Regions from separate parts of the Homo sapiens genome. Here region 1 is linked to region 2. The links are chromatin contacts, found by Hi-C or POLR2A ChIA-PET in ENCODE. All regions are on one chromosome and are shown on one strand. The core of a region is the stretch at or near the end of the contact, and the rest is flanking DNA. Distances in the headings are between cores, read along the strand shown.

Region 1 (6,284 bases), core at 3,342-5,841, 160 kb before region 2:
AAACAATGAGAAAATGGAAACTTGAGCAGATTTTGGACTTCCCCGGACTGGTCTCCACAAACTCCCCACCCTACTTTCCTCCAAGTTAGTTGCTCCAGAGGTCCTAGTTTTTTGGCACCAGTTGAGCTACACAAAGTTGCAGAGTCATGATCTTTCCCCATGGGTCCCAAGATTGGCGACTTGCCTCAAAGACACTGAAGAGCAAATGGACCTCCACCCAAGAAAATTGAGCAGGTCCTCAAGAGAATCTCCTGCTTTGTTCTTCCCTGATTGTTGCAGCAGAATCAGGTGAGAGAAATCCAGCTGGGGGCATCTGGTGGAAGTGGCCCTGAGGGTTTCTTCTTTCGTTGTATAAGTTATTTGTTCAAACCGATTTGTTAAAACTTGTGGATTCCACTGGTGAGATCATGAGCACATTCATTTTCTCCTCCCAGAAGCAATTTTTTCTTGTGTCATCCTCAGCATTCTCTCCAGATGAAGCATCTTTTCTGTTTTTTTTACTGCATAATAACTCCTCTTGGATTCTGCAACTTGACATGAAATATTATCTGTCTTACTGCCAAATTTAAAATTCATGTGTTAGCTAACTACTGAGAAAAAAAAGGATCTTAACCTTGTGTCATAAGTCAATATAAATCCTATGAGATTAAAAAGTATGGGTTAAAAAATAAGCCACAAAAGCAGTAAGAAACATATAAATGAATATTCATAGCACCTTATAGTAGTGCTATAACTTCTAAATATGGCACTAAAGGTAGAAGCCACACAGGAAAAATAATGAATGGATTCAGCTATAAAAAAAAATTAAACTTCTGGAGTGAAAAACTGAAGACTAGGGGTCAGAAGTGAGGAGGTGATCAACTTGTCATTATGTGCCTTTTTGTACTGCTTTTGTGCCTATGGATTTCAAATCCATAGTTTTTAAAATTTGAAATTATTTTCAAATGAAATAATCATGTAAAAAATGTAAACTTCCATAGTCAAAACAATAAAGGACAAATAATAGAGTAAAAAGGAAAATGCAACATCTTTCATAGACATAGGTTACTACATTTAATATGTGAGGAGCTAATAAATATTAATAATGCCATGTAACCTTGTGTTCAGAAATGGTCTTGGCAGACAGACAAATCGAGTCAGCCCCAGTGCTCCTTCTTGCCAACTGTATGACTTGGGCCACGTTCTTTCCTTGCCTTCTTCCTTCTCTGCAAAATGAGGAAAATGCCCTCTATGGTATAAGAAAAATAACTGGTCTTTGTCTCATTTCCTGGCACAGAGATCCTTAGAATCCTGGGAATTTCCTTAGTGATGAAGGTGGTAGGAGCAGTTTCTGTTCTATAAGGTGACCCTTGGTGGGCTCCTAGATAGCTTCAGGATGGGGGATGTTCACCAGGGAGACCCATCCTTGATTAAAAGCTTGGAATTTTCAACCCAACCTCCAGGGAGGGGAGAGGAGCTGGAGATGGAATCAACTGCCAATGCGTAATGATTTAATCAATCATGCCTACATAATAAAAACCTCCATAAAAACTCCTAAACAGTGGGGTTCTGAGAGCTTCCGAATTGGTGAACACATCCACATTTCAGGGAAGTGGCACCCCGCAACTCACATGGGCAGAGGCTCCTGCCATCTGGACCCTTCCAGACCTCATTCTATAAAGGTTTGCCTGTTGATTTGTATCCTTTAAAATAAACCAGTAACAGGCTGGGCACGGTGGCTCATCCCTCTAATCCTAGCACTTTGGGAGGCCAAGGCAGGTGGATCGCTTGAGCTCAGGAGTTGGACACCAGCCTGGACAACATGGCAAAGCCCCATCTCTACAAAAAATTAGCTGGGCATAGTGGTATGCACCGATAGTCCCAGCTACCTGGGGAGCTGAAATGGGAGGATCACTTGATCCTCCTTGAGCCCAGGAGGTTGAGGCTGCAGTGAGCCATGATTACGTCACTGCACTCCAGCCTGGGTGACAAAGTGAGACCCTGTCTCAAAAAAAAAAAAAAAAAATTAAAATTAAATAAACCAGTAACAGTAAATAATGTGTTTTCTTAGGGGGAATAGAGAAGAAAGAAAAAAGCTACGATACACTATTACAAAAGTACAGGAGAGCAAAAAAAAAAAAAAGTTTAAAAATAATGAAGTGCTTTCCTGAGTTCTGTGAGTCATTCTAGCAGATAATCAAACCTGAGGAGAGGGGTCATGGGAACCCCAGTTTGTAGCCATTGGTCAGAAGTACAGATGACCCAGTACTTGCAACTGCCATCTAAAATGGAGGCAGTCTTATGGGACTGAGCCCTTAAACCTTAGAGTCTGACACTAACTTCAGGTAGTTAGTGTCAGAATTGAATAGAATTACAAGACTCCCAGGTGGTGTCAGAGAGTAGAAGTGGTGTTGGAAAAGATACCACATACATGGTGTCAGGAGGAAGTAAGACCTCCTACTTTTTCACACAGTTACTATAAGCATAAGATGACAGAATTTAGCAAACAGTGAGCCCCAGTATTAGTATTATCATTGCTACTAGAAAAAAAAATAACCCACCAATTGGAACATGAACGAAGATAATTAATAGGTAATTCACAAAAGAAGAAAAGCAAATGATCAAACAGCAAACAGGATGTTCAATGTCATCAATCATTAAAGAACTGCATCTTAAAATTAGATACCAGTTTCTACTCATCTAATAATTGCCAAATATTAAAAATAATGGCAATGCCAGGTGTCGACAAGGAGTCACTTCAATGGGAGTGTAAATGGTATAGTTTCCTTAATGGCAAGGAGGCCGCTTGTGTCAAAAGTCGTGAAAATTATATGTATGTCCTTTGACCTCACTATTTTATTTCTTCTCCAAAAAAGGAGAAGAAAAACATAAATTTGCACAAATATTAGCTGCAAAGATGCTCCTTATGGCATTACTCATAACAACAAAAAGAAAAAAATTGGAAGCCATCTAAAAACCCTATATCCAGGGAAATCATTAAATAAATTATGTCTTTAGTTGAATATCATGCAGCTATGAAAACAAAAACATTTAATGACAGGAAAGATTTTCATGATATAATAGGTGATTAAGGGGGGTTATAAAATAGTTTATACAGTATTTGAAATTGCATATGTTCATATTTGTTTGATGAAATGTAAGCATATATGTCAAAACATTCAGTGTAGGTTGTCTCTAGGTGCAAAACTACAGGAGACTGTACTTTGCTCCTTACTTATCTGTAAATTCTAAAGTATCTACAATAAACATTCATTACATTCATTACTTGTGACATGACTGTTTAAACAATAAACTTTTTAATGCAATTTTTATTACCCTATTATGAAGATTGAAAATCTATCAAGAAAATTTTCTCTAAAGTGTTCTAAGAAACTAAAAAAAAAAATTATTCTAGTGGGTCTTCTCAGCCTACTCTCAGTTATTTTATTCACTAATTCATTTATTTATTCTTCCAATCTCTACACAACCATAGTGACTGGATTACAGACACAAGTCCAGTGGGATTTCTGTCCCAGTGAGCTCCCAGGTTAATGCTAATCTGAGAACTCAGGACAATAGAGGAAGAATCGAAGAAAGTCATCTGCTGCGAGGGAAAAGGTGAACATATGGGGAAGATCACAGAGAAGAGGCCAGCCTGAGCCTATTACAAGGAGCAGCCAGTGTAGGAGTCAGCCTGGTGGAGAAGAGCAAGTAGCAGAGGGCAGTCCAGGCAGAGGGCCCAGCTTGGGCAAAAGCAAGAAGACATGAAAGTACAGGCACATGTTAATTGACATGGCCAGGACGTGGGGTGACTTTAAGGGAATAGCTAAAGAAAGCTGGTTTGGTCAAGATTTGGTTTGGCATTTTTCTTAATTTGTAAAAAGAAGTAAGGAAGCCATGCAGCATTCTTGCCACCCCATTCATGTTTGATGATAGGGTGACCCTGATAGTTCTTTTTGGTTTTTTTGTTTGTTTTGTTTTTTGTTTTTTGTTTTTGAGACAGAGTCTCACTCGTTGCCCAGGCTGGAGTGCAGTGGCACAATCTCGGCTCACTGCAAGCTCCGCCTCCTGGGTTCATGCCATTCTCCTGCCTCAGCCTCCCAAGTAGCTGGGACTACAGGCGTCTGCCACCACGCCCAGCTAATTTTTTGTATTTTTAGTAGAGACGGGGTTTCACCGCGTTAGCCAGGTTGGTCTCGACCTCCTGACCTGGTGATCTGCCTGCCTCGGTCTCCCAAAGTGCTGGGATTACAGGCGTGAGCCACCGCACCCAGCCTGATAGTTGTAAATATAGTAGACTGGCCCCTCTGCCCTGAGCTGATGGCCACAATGACTTTCAGAAAAGAGCCAAGGAACCCTAAGAGGTCTGAACTTCAGTAGAAACTGGATGGGCCAGTTGCCCCTGGGGGTTCCTTCTTTCTTGTAAAGGTTAAAGGCATAAAACTTTCTCTCTTGTTAAACATTGTACACACCCCAGTGTCAGCCACTCAGCTGAAAAGATAAATACCACAAATAGAATTTTTGGCAGAGCAGTACTGCGTTGAATGAAGAACTGTTGCACAACACTCCTTCCTTACCCTCCTTCCTTACACAACATACACATTTTTACTTTGAGTGGGGAGAAGGTCGGGGGGAGGGGGGAGATTAAAATTGGAACAAGAAATGAAAGCGGGCTGCAAGAAGAAATGTCTGAAATTTCTCAATCAAGAGGGAGAAGCATCTCCCAATAAGGACCAAACATCTGCAGAGCCTTCCCGTCTATTTCTTTTGAGGTTCATCCCTGTGGTCAGAACCCAAAGAATAACCTCCCTTGCCCTTCTGCATCTATCCTTTGACTGTCAATGATGTGCCAGGCACTGTGTCCAGCCAAGGATCTCTCCAGTAAGGACTCTGGGAAAATTCAGAGAAGAATTTCCAAAACCTCCAGCTGCAAACAGTGGTTAGGTTACTAACCAGCACATTAACAATTCAAAAGTGATGAGTGATAATCAAATCTACCCTTTACTCAGCTCTTACTATATACCAAGCACGGTGCTGGGTGGTCTACAAGTTTATCTCACTTAATCCTCAAAACAATGCATGCATCAAGGTCTATTATTATTGTCCCCACTTTAAGATTTAAAAAAACCTGAGGCTGGGAAATGTTAACCCCAGTTTATTCAAGGCTAGTGAGTGGCAGAGCTAGGATAGTTATCGCCTCCCCACCTCTGCTGCCTCCCCTCTCCTCCTCCATTCCAATCTGTTTTCTGGTCTGACTGAGCAATTTGTATTTTCCTGAAGGGACCAGGCATCCACTTCCTCTGCGCCTTTGTTCAAGATATGGTTCTCACTCAGAGAGCCCTGCCCTTCTTCCCCTTGATTAGCTGGCGGTCTCCACAATCTCTTACCCATCAGCTCAACTGTAACTTCCCCCAGGAAACCCTCCTAGACCTCGAAGGCTTCAGATCACATTACATTCAACACAGGGATCCCCTTGTCCTTCTCTGAATGTAACACAACCATGCTTATCTCTAGGCTTTTTGGACATGGTTCCCCTTCCACTTAAAATGGTCTTCATTCACATGTACACACATATATACATGCTTGTTCACATGCATGCACATAAACACCTCTTTCCTCTAATCCCACTCATCCTTCAGGTAGCATAGAAGTCAACAACTCTGAGAATCCTGGTCTGAACCATTCCCACAGCCCACCCCCTCAAGAGGGAGGTGCCTCTGCTCCTCAGCCCTGCAAGACACAATGCTTCCTGCGAATCATACTCTTCACACTGTTTTGTCATTGTTTCCACGTCACAATTAAACTTCTTCAGGGGAGCAAATGCCTCTTGCCTCAGAGCCAAGCACATAATAAGTACTCAGTAACTATTTTTTGAATAAATGAATACTTACCCTGCCTACTTCCTTCTTGTCTGTGCCACTCAAATGTGGAAATAATTATGTGTTCCAAAGTCTTGACTAGGCTTTGGTTGATATTTTCATTGTAACCAGAGATCCCATGCTTCTATGACAAGAAATGAAGAATCCTGGAAGAATAAAAACAAATCCTTGCCATAAGTGTTTTTGAGAACAAACCGCATTGGGGTACATAATATCATTTTTCCAAAGGTAAGAAGTAACTTGGGGTTGAGGAGGGGAAGCATTAGTTAAGAGGAGAAAAGATTTTACTGAAAGTCAAGGCTCTGGTAGTATATCCAAACATTATGAAAATGAGTCATTTATTTGTAAGGAACTATCACATTAGATACTTTCTTTTTTAAAAGTGACTTTTATTTATTTAATTTAAAAGGTCTATATTCAGATAGG
Region 2 (6,255 bases), core at 643-3,142:
TCAAAAAGCCATTAGGCATTACCATGCCACTTACAGGCATGGACACTGAAGCTCAGAGAAGCCACATAAGTCATCTAAGGTCACACAGCTAACATACGGTGAGCTGGGATTTCATCTTAGATAGTTGTCTCCACAGCAAAGCACTTGGCACAGTGTCTTACACATAGTTAATGTCACAAATGTTACTATTATGCTTACTTTCCTTAAAATGATTTCTGCCAGTCAGGCACAGTGGCTAACGCCTGTAATCCCAGCAGTTTGGGAGGCCGAACGGGCGGATCTCTTGAGGTCAGGAGTTTGAGACCAGCCTGAACAACATGGTGAAACCCTGTCTCTACTAAAAATACAAAAAGTAGCCAGACGTGGTGGCAGGCACCTGTAATCCCAGCTACTCAGGAGGCTGAGGCAGTAGAATCACTTGAACCCCAAGGGTGGAGGTTGCAGTGAGCCAAGATAACATCACTGAGCTTCAGTCTGGGCGACAGGAGACTCAGGCTCAAAAATCAATCAATCAATCAATCAATAAAATGATTCCTGCATATATTTGGGCAAGGTGGTCCCACAGATTCCTTAACCCACAGTGTCTAGATGATTTTCATTGGCAAACCCATAATTTTTCCTGTAAGTTTCCCACATCCCTGCCAAAGCCAGAAGATTTGTCTTATTTTATTGGTTTCTGAGAATGTTGATTTCACTTTTTAGGGTTTCATCAGAACAATCTTAAGAAATAATCTCCTCTGGCCAAGCGCAGCAGCTCAAGCCTATAATCCCAGCACTTTGGGAGGCTGAGGTGGGAGAATTGCTTGAGTCCCAGAGTTAGAGACCAGCCTAGGCACCATAGTGAGACTCCACCTCTACAAAAAATAGAAAAAATTAGCCCAGTGTGCTGGTGCATGCCTTTAGTTCCAGCTACCCAGGAGGCTGAGGTGGGAGGACCACTTGAGCCAGGGAAGAAGAGACTGCAGTGAGCCATAATAGTGCCACTGCACTTCAGCCTAGGCAACTGAGCAATACCCTGTCTCAAAACAAACAAAAGAAAAAAAAAATTTCTTCCATATCTCTGAAAATTAGCACACTGTCTTGAAATCAGTTATAAGGCTCAGTATAGAATCATCATGAAGAAGCTTTTGAGCTTCATGAGCACAAAAGCATAGAGAGGTGGGTGGCTACCGAAAGACAGCACAGTGTGTCATCGGGGAAGGCACAGAAGTCTTTCCAAGATACAGCACACCATGCAGTTCAAAATGTAACTTCATACATGCCAGCTCTTTTTGCCCTGAGCAAGGTGGGAATTGTGGGTGTCATTTTAAAGATGAGCAAATGAGACTCAGAGAAGGAAAGTGATTTGCCCTGCATGGGAAAGGCAGAAGTCTGAATCCAACTAGGGGTGGGTAGTATGTTTGGCCATGGACATTCCAGATGACTTGGTGACAAGAAAGCATGTGTGGAAGGAAAGGGAAGCCATATTGACTCTGAATCACATGCTGCCCTACACTGCGGCGGCTCCTTCCTCCTTCTCTTCCAAAAGGGAAGCACAAAACACAGCACCAAGAGGAATGCCCACCAAGTGCTCCTGAGAGATGACCTGCACTGTAACACTGTTCCTTGGGCCATCTATTGGGGGAGAGAGCCTTAGAAAGGGACGGGCACCACCTCTTCGGAACCTAAGCCCTTTCCAATGCTGCCCAAGAAGCCTCAGAGTGATGCTCTCTAGCTTCGCTCCACAGCAAATAATGGCACTGTGAAGTTTCACTGTAATAAAGAGATGATTCAGTGATTACTCAGAGAAACCATAGAATTTCAGAGATGCGCTCCTTAACCACAAACGTGTACAGCGATGCCAGCTTCATCTCCCTGCTGCAGCCTTCGCATTTGGGGTCAGATCTGAGTAATAAATGACATCTTAAATGACTGGTGACAGTGTTCACTCTTCCTTCCTCCCCAGCCCCACCACACTCAGAACTCAGCCACTGTGGCAAAATTTTAATACAAAGCCTTCAACAAGAGCAGTGAAACTTGTCTTCTCTCCATTTTCTCACAAGCCTCAAACTGATACTGGAAATTTTTTTCTCTGTCTCCAGTGTAATCGAAAAATATATTTTTATTAAGCAGAAATCCAAAAGTCAAGCCTATTTTTAGAATGGGAAATTACATTACAGAGGATGATTTTTTTTCCAAAAGGTTTATAAGTATCAATTATGTATGAGCCACAGAAGGGTTTTGTTTGTGACAATCACCTTGGGGCTTTGAAGAGAGCTTAGGTGCTAGGATTCTTGGAAATCAAGAATCTGAAGTAGTTTGAAAGAATAAACCAAATTTCCAGCTCAGAAACCATGGACAAGTGACGAGTTTACATCCACAATGATGCCCTCCCACAGCTTCTTAGGAGGGAAACAAAAAACCATCCCATAACTTTTAGTATATAGGTCATGGATACAATGGCTGTGATAGTTAATTGTATAAGTCAACTTGACAGGATCATGAAATGTTCAGCTATCTGGTTAAACATTATTTCTGGGTATGTCTGGAACAGATCAGCCTTTGAATCAGTGGACTAAGTAAACTGGTTTGCCCTCCTCAATGGGGGTGGGCAGCATCCAATCTGTTGGAGGCCTGAACAGAACAAAAAGGCAGAGGAAGGGAGGAGTCAACTTCTCCCTGCCTGACTGCCTTAACTTGGACATCCACCTTCACCTGCCCTCAGCACTTACAGTCCTCAGGCCTTCGGACTCAACGCGGGATTGTACACCATTGGCTTTCCAGCTTGTAGATGATAAGACATACATATAGATGGAGACAGAAAGAGAGAGAGGTCGAGAGAGAGAGACTGAAAGAGGGAGGGAGGGGAGGGAGGGGGAGGGAGAGGGAGGGAGAGAGACGGAGAGAGACAGAGAGAGACGGAGAGAGACAGAGAGAGACAGACAGAGAGAAAGAGAAACAGAGAGAGACAGAGAGACAGAGAAACAGAGAGACAGAGACAGAGAGACAGACAGACAGAGAGACAGAGACACAGACAGACAGAGACACTGAAAGAGAGAGACAGAGAGAGAGAGACACCGAGAGAGAGAGAGACACCGAGAGAGAGACACCGAGAGAGAGACACCAAGAGAGACACGGAGAGAGAGAGAAAGAGAGAGGAAAGCAGGATCCTAGTGGTTCCGTTTTTTGGAGAACCCTAACACAAGGATGTATCTCAAAAGAGGTTTTCTAAACCCCATTTATTCACATATCACTGTGACTCTATTACCTCTACTCTTATTTCCTTAATATTTTTCTTTAAACCATATTATTCTTTTACATTAAAACAAAGGTACATACCACTACCATAAATAGAAAAGATCAACACAAAAATAAACATAACAAAAACAAAACAATGAGCTTAACTTCTAGCCTGATGCCATCACCTGCCAAAGACTCAGAGCCTGCCTGCTGTTCTCTTTTTATTGTGAGGGAGGTCAGCAACTGTTTGGAGGCATTACTGAGGGGGTAGCATCCAGCTAAATTTAGGTAATTGAAAGGACTAAAAAGGGAGTCATTCCTTCATGATGTGAACCAGTGCTATAGAATGTCATGTCCATGTTTGGCCTTAAATTTCCCCACTTCTCATCAGGGGACTGGGCCCCACACTGCAGGAAAATATTTCACTAATGTCTTCACCTAGGAAATGTCCCAAGATCTCTGATTGATTAGAGCTCTTGTTCAAAAACAAAGGTGGAATGAAATAAATTCGTTCAACCATCATGGAAAAGTGTGGTGATTCCTCAAAGAACTAAAAACAGAACTACCATTCAACCCAGCAATCCCATCACTGGGTATATACCCAAAGGAACATAAATCATTCTATCATAAAGACACATGCACATCTATGTTCATTGAAGCACTATTTGCAATAGCAAAAACATGAATCAACCTAAATGTCCATCAGTGGTAGCCTGGATAAAGAAAATGTGATACATATGCATGATGAAATACTATGCAACCATAAAAAAGAATGTGATCGTGTCCTTCGCAGGAATATGGATGGAGCTGGAGATCATTATCCTTAACAAATGAATGCAGCAACAGAAAACCAAATACTGCATGCTCTCACTTATAAGTGGGAGCTAAATAATGAGTGTACATGGACATAAAGAAGGGAACAATAGACACTGGGGCCTACTTGAGTGGAGGGTGGGGAGAAGGAGAGGATCAGAAAAAATACCTATCAGGTATTATGCTTAGCACCTGGGTGATGAAATAATCTGTCCACCAAACCCCCAAGGTGTGAGTTTACCTGTATAACAAACCTGCACACGTACCCCTGAACCTAAAAGTTTTTTAAAAAAGAAGAAAGGGGAGTGAGTGATCTGTCCTCCCTCTCATATGGACAGTACTTCGTAGATATAAAGAGATCTTGTGCCCTGTATCTCACTTATCCACTCTGTGTAACAAACCACCCAAAAATTCAGTGACAACACCCAGTTTTCATCACTTTCTTATCTGTGAGTAGCATGCGGGTCAATGCTGGGCCTAGCTGGGTGCTTGCCTGGAATGACTGATCTATGTTTCTCGTTGTCCTCCAGGGACTAATAGGTTAGGGGGGGCATACTTTTTCTTGACACTGGCAGAAGAGCAAGATCATAATTGGCAGCATAGGGGAACTTTAAGGCATAAGCTCAGAACCCTAATACTATTCTTCTGCCCACAAGCCATTGGCCAAAGCAAGTTACTTAGTCAAATCCAAAATCAAAAGCATGGAAACACATACTGTCCACAATGAGGCCATGGCAAAGGTATAACCATAGGCAGGGATAAAGAATTGGGGACAACAGTTCAATCTATCACACTCAATATCTCCTTTGATCTTTCTGGAAACCTCCATTTGAGTATCCTTTAGAGCCAAATGCAACATGCTCAGAACTAAATTTAAATTCTTACCTTTATGATCAGTTGATTTTCAACAAGAGTACAATGACCATGTAATGGGGGAAAGAATTGTCTTCTCAACAAATGGTGCTGGGACAACTAGTTAGCTCCATGCAAAACAATGAAGTTGGACCCCACCTCACACCATATACAAAAATTAAATGGATGATCCACCTACGTGTAAGAGCTAAAGCTATACAACTCTTAGAATAAGACATAGGAGTAAATTAGGCCAGGTGTGGTGGCTCACGCCTGTAATCCCAGCACTTTGGGAGGCCAAGGCAGGTAGATAACTTGAGGTCGGGAGTTCAAGAAGAGCCTGACCAACATGGTGAAACCTTGTGTCTAATAAAAATACACAAAATTAGCCAGGCATGGTGGTGTGCCCCTGTAATCCCAGCTACTTGGGAGGCTAAGGTGGAAGAATCGCTTGAACCCAGAAGGTGGAGGTTGCAGTGAGCCAAGATCGCGCCACTGCACTCCAGCCTGGGCAATAAAGTGAGACTCCATCTCAAAAAAAAGAAGACAGGAGTAAATAAATCTTTATGACCTTGGGTTCGACAATTGGTTTGTTAGATGTAACACCAAAAGCACAAGCATCAAAAGAAAAAAAAAAGATAAATCTAACATCAAAATTTAAAATTTTTTGCTTCAAAGGACACTATAACTATTAAGCAAATGAAAAGATAACCCACAAAATGCAAGACATATTTGCAATCCATAGATCTGACAAAGGTCTAGTATACAGAATATATTTTTAAAACTCTTAAAACTCAACACTAGAAAGACAAATAACTCAATTTCTTAAAGGGCAAAGGATTTGAATAAACATTTCTCTTAACAGGATATGAAAATGGCCAATACATACATAAAATGATGCTCAACATCATTAGTCATTAAGAAAATACAAATCAAAACCACAATGAGATAATACTTAAAACACACTAGGCTGAAATTTAAAAGACAGACAGTATAAAGTGTCATCAAGGATGTGAAAAGACTGGAACCTTCAAACATTGCTGGCAGCATTGCAGAATGGTGCAGCACCTTTGGAAAAAGTTTGGCAATTCCTCAAAATGTTAAACATAGAATTATCATATGACTTAGCAATTTCACTTCTAGGTATATAGTCCAGAGAAACAAAAATATCCATCCACACAAAAACTTGCACACAAATATTCATAGCAGCATTATTCATAGAGCCAAAATGTGAAAACAACCTAAACATTTGTCAACAGATGAATGAATAAACAAAATGTGATATATCCATACAGTGAAATTTTTTTTTCTTTTTTTTTTTTTTCTTTTGAGACCGTGTCTTGCTCTGTCACCCACACTGGAGTACAGTGG

What was found. A loop is a pair of places that touch in the nucleus more often than their neighbours do. ChIA-PET counts read pairs that join two places held with the same protein, here RNA polymerase II (POLR2A). Pooled maps may share reads with other maps.
Region 1: a loop to region 2 is called in a map of chondrocyte, with 2.2 times the contacts of the local background. The contact joins two enhancer-like sites. A Hi-C loop is called at or near these places in 2 of 168 maps with a recorded cell type or tissue (PC-3 and chondrocyte) and 8 of 50 pooled maps. POLR2A ChIA-PET finds 5 or more read pairs at or near these places in 1 of 52 experiments (T-cell).

Annotation. Positions count from the first base shown.
Region 1 is chr9:114,850,603-114,856,886 of GRCh38, reverse strand. No RefSeq gene overlaps it. Among named protein-coding and RNA genes, the nearest start is that of TNFSF15, 48 kb to the right of the region's middle. Within about 2 kb of position 4,591, at least 2 of the 41 ENCODE cell types and tissues checked have a DNase peak (open chromatin) inside an H3K27ac peak, as active enhancers do.
Region 2 is chr9:114,686,793-114,693,047 of GRCh38, reverse strand. No RefSeq gene overlaps it. Among named protein-coding and RNA genes, the nearest start is that of TEX48, 7.7 kb to the right of the region's middle. RefSeq lists a silencer at 1,754-1,803 and an enhancer at 1,277-2,476. Within about 2 kb of position 1,892, at least 5 of the 41 ENCODE cell types and tissues checked have a DNase peak (open chromatin) inside an H3K27ac peak, as active enhancers do.